2 separate regions of the Homo sapiens genome follow, and region 1 is linked to region 2. Evidence: read pairs that join two places in POLR2A ChIA-PET (ENCODE). Cell type or tissue: A673. All regions are shown on one strand. Each heading gives the region's core, and the rest is flanking DNA. Links, peaks and the distances in the headings are about the cores only.

Evidence for each region. ChIA-PET counts read pairs that join two places held together with the same protein. Peaks named below come from ENCODE experiments on the same cell type or tissue, not always from the same donor. Only the 100,000 strongest peaks of a DNase experiment are listed, where the experiment ranks them.
Region 1: POLR2A ChIA-PET joins it to region 2 with 10 read pairs; 2 of 35 experiments call an interaction of 5 or more read pairs at or near these places.

Annotation. Positions count from the first base shown.
Region 1 is chr6:39,358,997-39,366,791 of GRCh38, forward strand. It overlaps KIF6 (kinesin family member 6), which reads right to left. Exons shown (of 23, transcript NM_145027.6): 17 at 3,438-3,522; 18 at 1,399-1,534. It overlaps LOC107986594 (a long non-coding RNA gene), which reads left to right. Exons shown (of 4, transcript XR_001744111.2): 3 at 6,738-6,918. Among named protein-coding and RNA genes, the nearest start is that of KCNK16, 40 kb to the left of the region's middle. In A673, for the core only: CTCF peaks have their summits at 3,170 (motif pointing right), 3,388 and 3,654; DNase peaks (open chromatin) are centred at 3,205 and 3,735; H3K27ac peaks cover 1,028 bases.
Region 2 is chr6:39,916,759-39,922,509 of GRCh38, forward strand. All of the region lies in intron 3 of MOCS1 (molybdenum cofactor synthesis 1), which reads right to left. Among named protein-coding and RNA genes, the nearest start is that of MOCS1, 15 kb to the right of the region's middle. In A673, for the core only: no CTCF peak of the experiment used is centred there; no DNase peak of the experiment used is centred there.

The sequences.
Region 1 (7,795 bases), core at 2,497-4,996, 560 kb before region 2:
TTGATAACCGTATTTCATTCTAACTAGTTTTCTTTGTTATCTCGTGTATTTAATTTTATCCAAATATTCTTCTCCATTGTCCTGCCGCGTGGCCACTTGCTATCACACTGGTTATTGCTTGGCTATGTCCTTGGCAAATCATCTTCTCTGGCTCTCAGTTTTCTTGTCCTTAAAATGAAGGGATCAGCCTGTCAGATAATCAGTAAGCATTCTGCCAGCCAGAAAAGGGATCTGATTGTGCGTATTTTAGCACTTCCGCTGTGCCACAACTGAGGTGTTACATGAGGAAAACTGAAACTGGGATTTTGTGCTAACACTTATGGAAAGGTCATTTTAGCCTTCATCAAACAGAAAACTTCTAAGAATTTGTCTAGGAAATATGCAAAAAATTATCTGCAAATATGTTTTGAGTAAAAAACTAGAAACAACCTAAATATTCAGCGATAGGAGATTAAAACATATTTACATGATGGAACAGTAACAGCCATTAAAACAACGCTGTAGGATAATAACATGAAAAAGTAGCCATGCTATACAATTAATTTTTAAAAGCCATTTGCGATACTTGAACAGCTATGTGATTTATTATTATTATTATTATTATTTTGAGACAGGGCCTTGCTCAGTCACCCAGGCTGGAGTGCAGTGGGTCTATCACTGCTCACTGCAGCCTCGACCTCCCAGGCTCAAGCACTCTGCCCATCTCAGACTCCCAGGTAGCTGAGACTATAGGCACATACTACCACATAATTAGCCTGGCTAATTATTTTTATGTTCATTTTGGTAGAGACAGGGTCTTGCCATGTTAACCAGGCTGGTCTTGAACTCCTGGGCTCAGGTGATCAGCCTTCTGAAGTGCTGGGATTACAGGCATGAGCCACCGTGCCCAGCCTGATTCTATTTGTACAAAAACATATGGATATATATGCATAGAAATCAAGGTAAAAGAATATAATCAAACATGTTAATATCAATTACATTTAAGTAGAGGAATTATGGTGATTTTTACTTTCTTCTTTGTGTTTTTCTGCCTAGTAAAATTTCTATAATTCATATTCACATATATATGACTATGATAAGAAAAACAATAAATGTCAGTAGGAAATCAGTGGAGAATATCACACAAAGCATTGGTGGCAAACCCACTGATTTTTGGGAGCTGCATCTTTTATCCCTAATTTTTCCATTAATCAGGCAGAATTTTAGGCATGACAGCAAGGAAACAATGAACCCCTGCCCTTTTGTCATCCTTGTTACTACAGTGAGCACCTGCTTCATGAGCAGGGGCTGAGACCATGGGGGCCTGTGGGTCAAAGCCCCCACTGTGTCTCTTGACAGCCCCAGTGGGGCTGCATGACTGGCCCCTCCCCAGCTTCCCTGATGTTCCCCAGGCCATACCTGCAGGTTGGTGGCCTCCTCTGCCCACCAGACTTCAAACTCTTTCTGTAGCTTCACCTTGGCTTTGTCCATGAGCAGCTGCAAGTGCTCGATCTCCACCTTCAGGGCTTTCAGGCGAGTGAACATTGTTTTATACCTGCGGTGGAATCGGGGAAGAGTCAGGGCACTGCTGTCTTGAAAGCACGGCATGGATGCAGGGCTGTAAATGAATGGGGCCCGTGCCTCAGAATCCCGTCAGAGCTGCCCTGGTGCTCAGGGACTGGGACCCTATAGGAGCTTCGGAGGCCAGGCTATGGCACCAGGGTTTGAGTCCATCACAGAGAAGCAGACGGAGACATTTTGGTCCAGTAGGCCCATGGGAATCTGTGTGTGAGATGAATAGCCTCTCCCCCAAGAATGAGAACTGCCATTTGCTGAGCACTTACTAAGGGATAAGCATTGCTGCAGGCACTCAACATATATAAACTCATTTAATTCTCCTCACAACCCTATGAAGGAGATACTATGATTATCACCTCCATTTTACAGATTCGGAACCTGAGACAGGTATGAAGAGGTTATATAACTTGCTCTATGGGACAGAGATAACTGAGGAGCCAGGATTTGAACCCAGGTGGTCTGGTTCTAGAACCACAGTCTTAACTGCCTCACCATTCCGCTGGCTCACCTTCATGCTGAGGACCAAAAGTAACACTGTGCTTATGAACGCATACATATATTGGTTTTGAGAATGCTATAATGAATCAGAAATTGTCCAATAGGAAACAGTCCAATAGCCAGGCCGAAGAGATAAGTTGGCCTCTAAGGTGACACTGAGATTGGAAATGTGGGCCAAGGGGACAAGATGAAGATGGAGTAGAGACACAAGAAGAATGGGTTGGAGGCTGGGTGTGGTGGTTCACACCTGTAATCCCAGCACTTTGGGAGGCTGAGGCGGGTGGATCACCTGAGGTCAGGAGTTTGAGACCAACCTGAGCCTACATGGTGAAACCGTGTTTCTACTAAAAATACACAATTAGCTGGGTGTTGTGGTGCGTGGCTGTAATCCCAGCTACTCAAGAGGCTGAGGCACGAGAACTGCTTGAACCCGGGAGATGGAGTTTGCAGTGAGCCAAGATCACACCACTGCACTGCAGCCTGGGAAACAAAGTGAGGCTCCATCTCAAAAAAAAAAAAAAAAAAAAAAGCGGGGGGTGTTGGAAAGAAACTAAGGAAAATGAACAGAGCGAGGGAGAAGGTGGACGACTGGCGAGGGCCCCAAGGGAGTGGAGAGCGACAGCAGCGTGTGTGCTCAGGTAGACTTCTGTAGGAAGACACCTGCACATCTGCCAGGAGCGACCTGAAGACCAGCGCCTGGGGCTTTGATCTCCTGGGTGTGCGTCGGGGGGCAGGGGCGGTGGTGCATGCCAGGTCAGCTGGGGGTTGGGGTGGGGCAGGGAGTGTGCTGCAGTGACACCACCAGCTCCTTGAGGCAGGGAAGATGACTGTAGTCTCTCCAGAGCCTACCCATGGCATGGAGGAGATAGCACACATGTGCTAAATGCATCAATGAATGAGTGGATGCAGCTTGATCAGCATGTGGAGCAAGATTCGGTGACCATGCTGTATATCAGGAATGGCTACATGCCTGTTTATGCTTGAGGCTCCTCACTCTGTAAGTGAAGTCGTTTGGAGACCCCAAATGCCTGCGGCTGCGTGAGAGTATGACGTTCTCAGGACTCGGAGGGAAGTGGACTTCAGCCATAGGCACGCGGAAAACCACCGTGGTCATATTTCTTGGCTCCCGTAGGTGGCAGCAGTGGACAAGCCCAGCTGCTTCCCGGGCCTGGCTTGGCTTGTTCTGCATTCTAACCTCACACTGCCTGGGGTCCTGCCTTTCACACCTGCCTGCTCAAAGGCAGCCCCTCCTCCTCCTGCTGTTCTAGGATCCAGCTGCTGGACCCACATCCCTGAGTAGCTGCAGCCCTGGGAAGCTCCAGGACGACACTGAGACCCTGGGAGGCTGGGCTCGGACTGTGTGTGGCTAAAAGGAAGGGCACCTTCTCTTTTCTTCCTCCAGTTGTGATCGCAGCTTCTCCTCCTGCTGGTCTGGCATCAGAGGCACGGCCATGTTTTCCGAGATTCCTGTAGAAGGAAGGTGCCAATGGGATGGTGAGAAAGAAGGGTAAAAGGAAGAGTGTGATATTTGGGCAGATGACAGAGTTCAAGGGCACCCCAAGAAGAAAGGAGCCTCTGTGAGTTCCTTCTGGGGCCTCTTGGTGGCAACCTCTGCTCAGCTGAAAGCCCTGAGAGGAGCAGCTTCCAGGGTTATTGTCCCTCTGCTGTCCCTCCCACTGCCAACATCTGTCACTGGAAGGGAATCTTCCTCTGTGTCTACTAATCCTTTTACTATTGAGCTCATTCATTTCCTGTTGAGTTTCCAGGGAAGACGCAAAATAGCATTTCCCCATCCTCTGATAAAGAGCCCTTCAGGGCCAGGCACAGTGGCTCACGCTTGTAATCCCAGCACTTTGGGAAGCCGAGGCAGGAGGATCACCTGAGGTTAGGAGTTCGAGACTGGCCTGGCCAACATGGTCAAACCCCGTCTCTACTAAAAATACAAAAATTAGCTGGGCGTGGTGGCGGGCGCCTATAATCCCAGCTACTCGGGAGGCTGAGGCAGGAGAATTGCTTGAACATGGGAGGCGGAGGTTGCAGTGAGCCGAGATCATGCCATTGCACTCCAGCTTGGGCAACAAGAGAGAAACTCCATCTCAAACAAACAAACAAAAACAAACAGATAAACAAAAACAAAAGCCCTTCACAAAAAAAGGAAACCTCTCTAAACCATCTGACATCTTTCTCTGCACAAGTGGAGGTGCTTAATTTCCAGCCTCAGAATCGTGTCTCCTGTTTTTCACTCCCTCTGCAGCAGTGGTTCTCAAGCCTGATGAACGCAGGCCATGTTAATTCACAACCAGGGATGAGCCCAAGCCTTGGCGATGGGACCATCATGAGGCCCAGGGGAGGGCTGAGCACGTCAGCAGGGATCAGCTGCTGCGTGTGTCTGCGTCCCTGCTGATGCCGACCTCTGTCTTCCCCCACATGACTGCCACTGGTGCCTGGTTGCCTGCTCTGGCTAGTGTGCTCATCTGAAGCTGGCTGTCTCCTAGCCCAGAGTGTGGGGACTTTTTATTCTTCTAGGAGTCTCTTCGTGGTTGCCCTGCTTTTCTGAGCTCCACAGACAACATCCTAGAAGTCGTACAGCCCTGCTTTTTACTCTATGTAGGGAAGACTCTGCTACAGTCCATGTGCTTCCAGACATGCTCAGACTGAATCCTTATAGCATTTATTTGTGGTAAGTGTTATTATGCCCATTTTACAGATAAGGATATTGAGGTTCAAAGAGGGTAAACTGCCCAAGTTATGTGGCTAACTTCAGGAAACTTGGATTCAAAAATCCCTCGTATAACATTTCTGACAGAGGGTCATCTGCTTTCTGCTCAAATACTTGCAGGGATGAGGAGCTCACTACTTTGCAGGGTAGTGCATTTCATGGCGGACAGCTCTGTTTCCTCCTACTTTTGAGCCAAGACATTTCCCGCTAACTTCTTTTCACCTCTACTTTGGCTCTTTGGAGCAGTGTAGCATATCTTTCTTCTTAATCTGATGGTCCCTTAAATATCTGAACAACAACATCAAAATATCACATGTGTCTGGAACTTTTTTTTTTTTTTGAGATGGAGTCTCGCACTGTCACCAGGCTAGAGTGCAGCAGCGCGATCTCCACTGACTGCAACCTCTGCCTCCCAGGTTCAAGCGATTCTCCTGCCTCAGCCTCCTGAGTAGCTGGGATGTAGTCCATCCCAGGGTGGTGTGGTAGTGGTATGGTGCACACCACCACGCCCAGCTAATTTTTGTATTTTTAGTAGAGATGGGGTTTCACCATGTTGGCCAGGATGGTCTCGATCTCTTGACCTCATGATCCACCCACCTCGGCCTCCTAAAGTGTTGGGATTACAGGTGTGAGCCACCGCGCCCAGCCCCCTTTTTTTTCTTAGACTGACTCCTGCTCAATCCCTCACCTGAAGTCTCAGTGACCTGGTTACTTTCCCATTTATCTTAAGTGTGAAGGCTAGGTCTTGACATAATACTTCCATGGGTCTGAAAGGTATAGAGTAGAGTAGGGCTCCTCTTACCTTTTAAAAATTTAAGCTCTATATTTTTGTAGTAGGTGAATTACTAACAATGACCATTTACTGGGGACTTTCTATGTTCTAAGTTCTGCCAAATTCTACTAGGCACTGGGCTAGGTCCTCCATGTACCCTATTGCTAATTCTCAAAATAACCCTTCAAGGATGGCATTGCCATCTTCTTTCAGCTAGATTCTTGGTCTCAGAGAGGGCCATGGATAACTCAAGGTTACATAGCTACTAAATAGCAGAGCTGGGATGTGAACCCATTTGTTTTTTTCTGATTCCAAGGAGCTAAATGTTTCTACCAGACAGCCTCCCCAACACTGCTTATGATTTTTAGCAGCTCTGTCGTGGTTGGCCCCTATTAAGCTTGTGGTCAGTTTTAAAACTTGCATTTTTTAAAAATAAGTGATTGTTAAAATGCGTCCTGTTTCAGTGTGATTGTCCTTTTGATCCCAAAGGCAACACTTCACATTTATTGGCAGCCTAGTCTGCTGAGAGGTCCTTATTCTGTCACGCCATTATTCTTCCCCTTTGACTCCCTTACCCATTTGTTACCTGTGTCTTTTGTGTCATTAGCTTACTGATAACTATGCTAACTGGATCACGATTCTGTCTGTCATCTTCCAGGTGCCATTGACCCCCCTTTTCCTTATGTCAATTGCCAACTTTAAATCGACAGGCAGAGCAAGTGTCTTATTTCATTATCTAAACACAGGACATGCAGATACCATCAACATCCCACCTGAAGTCCACACTGTCATCTGTGTTGGTGCAATTTATTGGCTCAGATGAGGCAGCCCGCCTGTCCACATCACCCACAGCCCCCCAAGTCTCAGGCACAGGAAGCCCTCAAGGGCAGAGATTGGGGTCCTCCTGCTCTTAGTGTCTTCCCCCAGTGCTGTGTTCAGACTCCATGAGTCACTCCATGAGGGTGACTCAGTGCCTCGCATGTTTGCTGGCCTTGCCTTCTTTGAAAGTCATCAGACATGATAAACTGAAGGAAGTATCTTAATATGAAACCGACAATGGTAGGACTTTCAATGGACAAACAATTCCTTTTTAAAAAGTTTCAGAAATGGGCCCAGGTATCTTCCAGCCTGCTAAAAAAGTAACACTGTGAATTTCCTTCCTCCTTTTAACACTTTTGTCCCCACCCCAAGGACACCCCCAAGAAATTCAGTGAAGCCCCACTCTGCGGTGACTGGCTAGACGTCCTGCTGCAAGCCCAGTACGTGAGAGACTGCTGGAGGCGGGCGGAGGAAGGGCTGCTGGACTCACACAGGGCCATCTCACCCGGCCAGAAGAGGCAGTCTCCAGGCCTTGGTGAACAGACAGCAGAAGGTAGGGGGGACGGCCAGGGCGGCCTGCTTTTCCATTTAAAGGCTGCGGTCACCCCATGTGAACGCAGAGCCCCTCTGTAGGAGGCAGGCTCTTGCCTCAGCCCATGACTGGTTGTCTTTTCCTTGGGCATCTTGCAGGTTCCCTGGCAGGTCACAGAGTCTCAGGTGCCCTGGAAGTGTGTGGGGTGCTCGGGAGCCTTAGGCAAGGAGCACATTCTGAATGCAGCTGACACAAGCACAGAATGATAACATCAACGCCATCTGGGGAGTCGCTTGAGCCCATTCCCTGCGCAACACCACTTTCATTCTCACCACCTCAGCTGGCAGACATGATCACCTCTGCTTCACAATCAGGAAGACCAAGGCTTAGGGTGACTGGGTGGCTTGTGCGATGCCACAAAGCTACCAAATAGCAGCGCCAGGCTTTGGATCCAAGTCTAGTCACTCATCCGCTTATTTAACAAATGTTTATCGAGCATTGACTATGTGCCTGCCCCTGTTCTAGGGGGATTCCAGTGGGGAAGACAGACACTAAAACCACAAACAATTGAGTCTGCAACATCATGCTGGGGATCGGAAGGTGCTATGAGGAAAGACAAAGCTGGGTAAAAAGACAGGATGACAGGGTGGAAGACTGCCATGCTAGGTAGGGTGGGTGAGGGCCTCTAAGTGGGGGGACATTTGAGCAGTGACCTGAATGGAGGAAGGGAACAGGCATGCAGAAATCGGGGCACAGAATGTGCAACAGTAAGTGCAAAAGGCCTGAGGTGTGAGCCTGCTTGCTGCATCTAACAACAATGAGAAGGCCAGGAGCGGTTGGGAAGGGAAATCGTGGTGGGAGCTGAAGTCAGTGAAGAAACTGAGGCCAGACCCTGGAG
Region 2 (5,751 bases), core at 3,113-5,612:
GAAGGTAAGAAAGAATGCCGTAGATAGCCCAGAAAGGTAAATTAGTACTGAAAGAGAGAAAGCAGATGGAACCGACCAGACGGATAGAGACCACAGCTCAAAGTGCACCCAGGAGAAGGTTCTGTAAAAACAGGGAGTGACTAGTGTGCACGCAGCTTAGTAGTCACATGTACAGGAGCAGAGGGGTCCTACTACATGTCAGGGAGGTTGTCTAAGAGGGGAGTTATATTTGAAGGAGCTGGACAGGTTGGCCTCATCCTTCCCTGTCGGCACGGGAAGGCAGCAGAAGCATTTGCCTCAAGGATAAAGCACCAGTGCAGACACTTAAGCCAGCCATGGGGCTGTATTAGTTCCTTCTCATGCTGCTAATAAAGAAATACCTGAGACTGGGTAATTTATAAAGAAAAGAGGTTTCATTGACTCACAGTTCAGCATGGTTAGGGAGGCCTCAGGAAACTTACAATCATGGCAGAAGAGGAAGCAAACACGTCCTTCTTCACATGGCAGCAGCAAGAAATGTTGAGCAAAACAGGAAAAGCCCCTTATAAAAATCATCAGATCTCGTCAAAACTCACTATCATGAGAACAGCATGAGGGTAACCACCCCCATTATTAAATTACCTCCTACTGGGTCCCTCCCATGACACGTGGGGATTATGGGAACTACAATTCAAGAAGAGATTTGGGTGGGGACACAGCCAAACCATTTCGGGGGCAAGGCCTGAGTCCTGGTGACACTCAGCAGTACCTCACACCCCTTCTCCACAACCTTGGAGCAACCCAAACAGAAACACAACACAAACAACATTGCCGGGCAGGCCAACAGAGACCTCAGGCACTAAGATGAGTACACCGCCAAGAATCAACAAACATTTAAGGAAGAAGCATGAAAGAAAGATAACTACTTCCCCAAATAGAAGAATGAAAGGAGGAGGAGAAGGAACAGTGATAACAGAAGATAATTCTTTTAAAAAGCAGAGGGAATATCCTTATTGGGATAAATATTCAATCTTGAAAATAAACCAAGAAAAAACCCTAATTAGGGCTCTTGAAAATTAAACAATATATAGTTACAAGAAGAAAAAACTTGAGAAGCAGAATGAACACAGGAATGAATGAGCAAACTGGAAAATTCAGCAAAGGCATTCTTGAAGAGCTGGATACAAAAGATCAAAGAATGAAAAGAATGAGTCTGAAGAAACACACCTGCTCACATTCAAATCCAAGAAGATCTAGAGAAAAGATAAGCTATGAAAATGTACACAGTAGTTATCTGTGATCAATAGGATCATAGGTGATTTTTGTATTTATTTATAGGTAAAATTTCTTTCTATAACAAACACGTTTTCTTTGATAATGTGGGTGACACACATACACACCCCTCCCCCTGAATTTTAGCTGACCTTTGCTACATGGACAGTGCCACTGACTACACCCTTCCAGCCACCAGACCAGTTGTTTCCAAGAAGCTATGTAAACGTATGTCTCTATGAAGACCCAGCTCAGCGCTGCAAGAGAGAGGAAACCAAGAGTAAAGTGCTCAAGTGAAGCCAAATATTAGAAAAGGCAGAATGTTACAAAATTCATCATCAGTTTAAGGTAGGGGTGCATGGGAATGCACACAATCATGGTGTAAGAATAAAATCATATAATCTTTCTGGAGAGAAGTTGTACATGAATTTTTAAAGCCTTTGACCTGAAATTCCACTAAGAATTTAAGGAAATAATCACGGATGTGAATAACATTTACCTACAAGGATGTTCATCACGGAGTAATGCATAATTAAGGAAAGTGGGAAATAATCTAGAGAGCCAACAATAGCAAACTGGTTAAATTATGTTTTCTCTGGATGACGGAACATTATGCAACCCAAAATGACTCTATAAAATCATACATTAGGGTGTAGGGAAATGCACGCACTATATTACGTAGAGAGAACAGTAACAAGAGATGCAGTAAACACAAGATGCAGAGGAAAAATGGCAGGTGGGTCATCAAACCAAAATGTCAACAGTGGTTACAAACAGGCAGTAATGACATTCTTTCTGCTTTTCTGAAATAAACATAAATTACTTTTGTAAAAAAAAAAAATAATAAAGTTTACAAATAAGAGCTGTTTGAAAAAGGAAAGAGTTTCACTCTGACTCTACCAATAAGGAAAATTAGCAGTGGTTGTTCACTTCTACCAAATCAACCCCGGAGAAACACAATCTAGGCATGTAAGAACTTAACAATCTAAGTCCTTAAGAAGGCTAGTTGTTGTGAAATGGTATGAGTTAGGGGATGAATATGGGCAAAGAATGCGAGTAGATAAAGGAAAATGAAGCAGGTTACGTTGTATTCTTTCCCTTGCCCACTGAGACCTCAGCACCATCACTGATTATCCCCTTACTGAAGAAATCAGCGGCAACTGCCCAAAGAACTAGCTTAAAAGTCAACTGGAGGCCAGGCACGGTGGCTGATGGCTGTAATCCCAGAACTTTGGGAGGCCAAGGCAGGTGGATCACTTGAGGTCAGGAGTTCAAGACCAGCCTGCCCAACGTAGTAAAACCCTGTTTCTACCAAAAATACAAAAATCAGCCAGGTGTGGTGGTGGCATATGCCTGTAATCCCAGCTGCTTGGGAAGCCAAAGCAGGAGAATCGCTTGAACCCGGGAGGCAAAGGTGGCAGTGAGCCGAGATCGTGTCATTGCACTCCAGCCTGGGTGACAGAGTAAGACTCTGTCTCAAAAACAAAAAACAAACAAAAAACAGCAACAAAAAAAAAAAAAACCTGATAAGCTGATTTCAAAATTTACATGGTCAAGCCTTAGTATATGTAAAACACTGTTGAAAAAGAATAAAAAGAACTTGCCCTACCAGATAATTGACTGATGAAGCTACAGTGATTAAGACAGTTGATACTGGCACAGAGACTAACAAATGGACCAACAGAACAAAGTAGAACTTGAAACAGATCAAGTTCAGAATGGCAGATTTATGGAGGAAGTAAGGATTGTTCAATATAAAGAACTATAAAAAAATGGCTATCCATATGGAAAAAAATTACATTGAATTCCCAAAAATCATCTACAGATGAACTAAGGACCTATATGCAAATTTAAAATTTTTTGTGAAGAACGAAGGTAGGTGATCTGATCTGGGGTTAGGTGTTTCATTAACAAGATATGAAAACACTAACCATAAAAGAAAAAAACGCTGATAAATTCAAGAACTGCTACTGATCAAAAACAATCATTACACATGGTGTAACTTGTTTTTTCAGATGGGGAGGAGATATTCACAACATATATAAAGAACCTGTACCAAATAAGTACGAAAGGACAAAGAACCAAATAGAAAAATAGGCAAAAGACATGACCAGGAATTACACAGTAAAATATATTTTATATATATGTATAGCTAATTAACATGTGAAGAGATGCCAACTTCATTCTTAAACATGAAAATACAAATTAAGACCACAATGAAATATAATTTTACACTTGTTCAACTGGCAAATATCAAGAATAATACTGAGTGTTGGGAGGTCATTTGGCAGGATCTCTTACATAGGGCGGGTGAAAGTGTATTTGGCACAACCATGTTATTAAGTAATGCCACATTGTTTTCCAGAGTTAAACATTCACCTATTTTATGATCCAGCAATTCCACCGCTAGAGAAACTGTATACCAAGATATGTTAATGAAAACAGTGTTTAAAGTGGCACCGTCCACAACAAAAAAGCTAGAACCAATTCAAATGCTCACTAAAAGGAGAAAATAGGGTACATTCACATAATGTAACAGTAGACCACAGAGGAAAAAAGAACTACAACTCTGTATAACATTATGCATTTTACTTGAGTCAAAAACAATAAGCCCTGAAAGACTACACACAGCATGACACTTACAAACTTCAAAACGCTATATCTACTTTTTAAAAAGCAAGGGAATAGGCCAGGTGTGGTGGCTCATGCCTGTAATCCCAGCACTTTGGGAGGCCAGGGCAGGAGGATCACTTGAGCCCAGGAGTGCAAGACCAGCCTGGGTAACATGGCAAAACACTGTCTCTACAAAAAATACAAAAATTAGCTGGGTGTGGTGGTGTGCGCCTGTAGTCCCAACTACTCTAGAGGCTGAGGTGGGAGGATCGCTTGAACCCAGGAGGTTGAGGCTGCAGTGAGCTGTCGTGCCACTGCACTCCAGCCCGGGCAACAGAGCTAGATCCGGTCTCCCAAAAAAAAAAGGGGGGGGGACAGGGCAGCAAGAAAACGATAAATAGAAAACTGAGGAACACTTACCTTAGGTGGCAGTGGGGTGGGGGCAGGGTACAGTATAGGGAAGGCCCCATAGGTAGTTAAAAGTTATTGCCAAATGGCTGGGCGCAGTGGCTCATGCCTGTAATCCTAGCACTTTGGGAGGCCGAGGCGGGTGGATCATGAGGTCAGGAGATCGAGATCATCCTGGCTAACACAGTGAAACCCCGCCTCTACTAAAAATATAAAAAATTAGCCAGGCATGGTGGCGGGTGCCTGTAGTCCCAGCTACTTGGGAGGCTGAGGTGGGAGAATGGCGTGAACCTGGGAGGCAGTGGTTGCAGTCAGCTCAGATCGCACCACTGCACTCCAGCCTGGGCGACAGAGCAAGACTACGTCTAAAAAAAAAAAAAAACTTTTTGCCAAAACATTGGTGGTATAGTGGGTTTCCTTAGGAACCACTAACATTATTAACATGAATAAAGTAAAGCAAGTCATACATGGATCAATGATGAGAATATCTCATGAACCAAGTATGATTTAACTATGATTTAACCTAATTCTATGCAACTGGAGCCCACCAAAAATAAAACAAAATGCTTTACCTCTTTTCACAATCTGTCATTGGCTTTCCATTACATTAAGCCTCTCATGGGCTTTAAGCTGTGAAATCAAGCTATACTCTACAAGAAAGGCAGGAAGGAATGGAGGGAGCGAGGAATGGAAGGAAAGAAGGAAGGAAAGAAAAAGGAAAGGAAGAAGCTGCCGCAATGAGTGATTTTTTTTCAACTTTTTTTTACGTTCAGGGGTACATGTGCAGGTTTGTTACATGGGTTAACTTGTGTCATGGGGGTTTGTTGTACAGATTACTTCGTCATCCAGGTACTAAGCCTAGTACTCAATAGTTATTTTTTCTGATCCTCTCCCTTTTCCCACCCTCCACCCTCAAGTAGGTCCCAGTGTCTGCTGTTCCCCAGTGAGCAATTCTTAAGCTAAGTCCAGCTCATCTGGCAGTGGCCAGTCGTTCGGGAAGTTAGGATGGAAAACAAGGGCCCTGCAAACTCCTCCAACACTCTCACAGTACTTGTGCGCTTAGTTCCTCTTCCTTCCTTTGGAAGACCCTAACTTTCACTGTCCAACACAGCAGCTGCTGGCCACATGAGGCTACTTAAATGAACGAAAAAATCATAAAATACAAATTCAGTTTCTCGGTTACATTAGCCACATGTCAGGCCCTCAAGAGCTATGAGTGGCTACTGTATCAGACAACACAGATGCAGAACATTCCATCATCTTGGGAAGCTCTATGGCAAGCTTGTCCAACCTGTGCCCTAGGGGCTGCACATGGCCTAGGATGGCTTTGAATGTGGCCCAACACAAATTTGTAAATTTTCTAAAAACATTAGATTTTTTGGTAAATTTTTAGCTCATCAGCTATCGTTAGTGTTCGTGTATTTTATGTGTGGCCTCAGACAGTTCTTCCACTGTGGCCCAGGGAAGCCAAAAGATAGG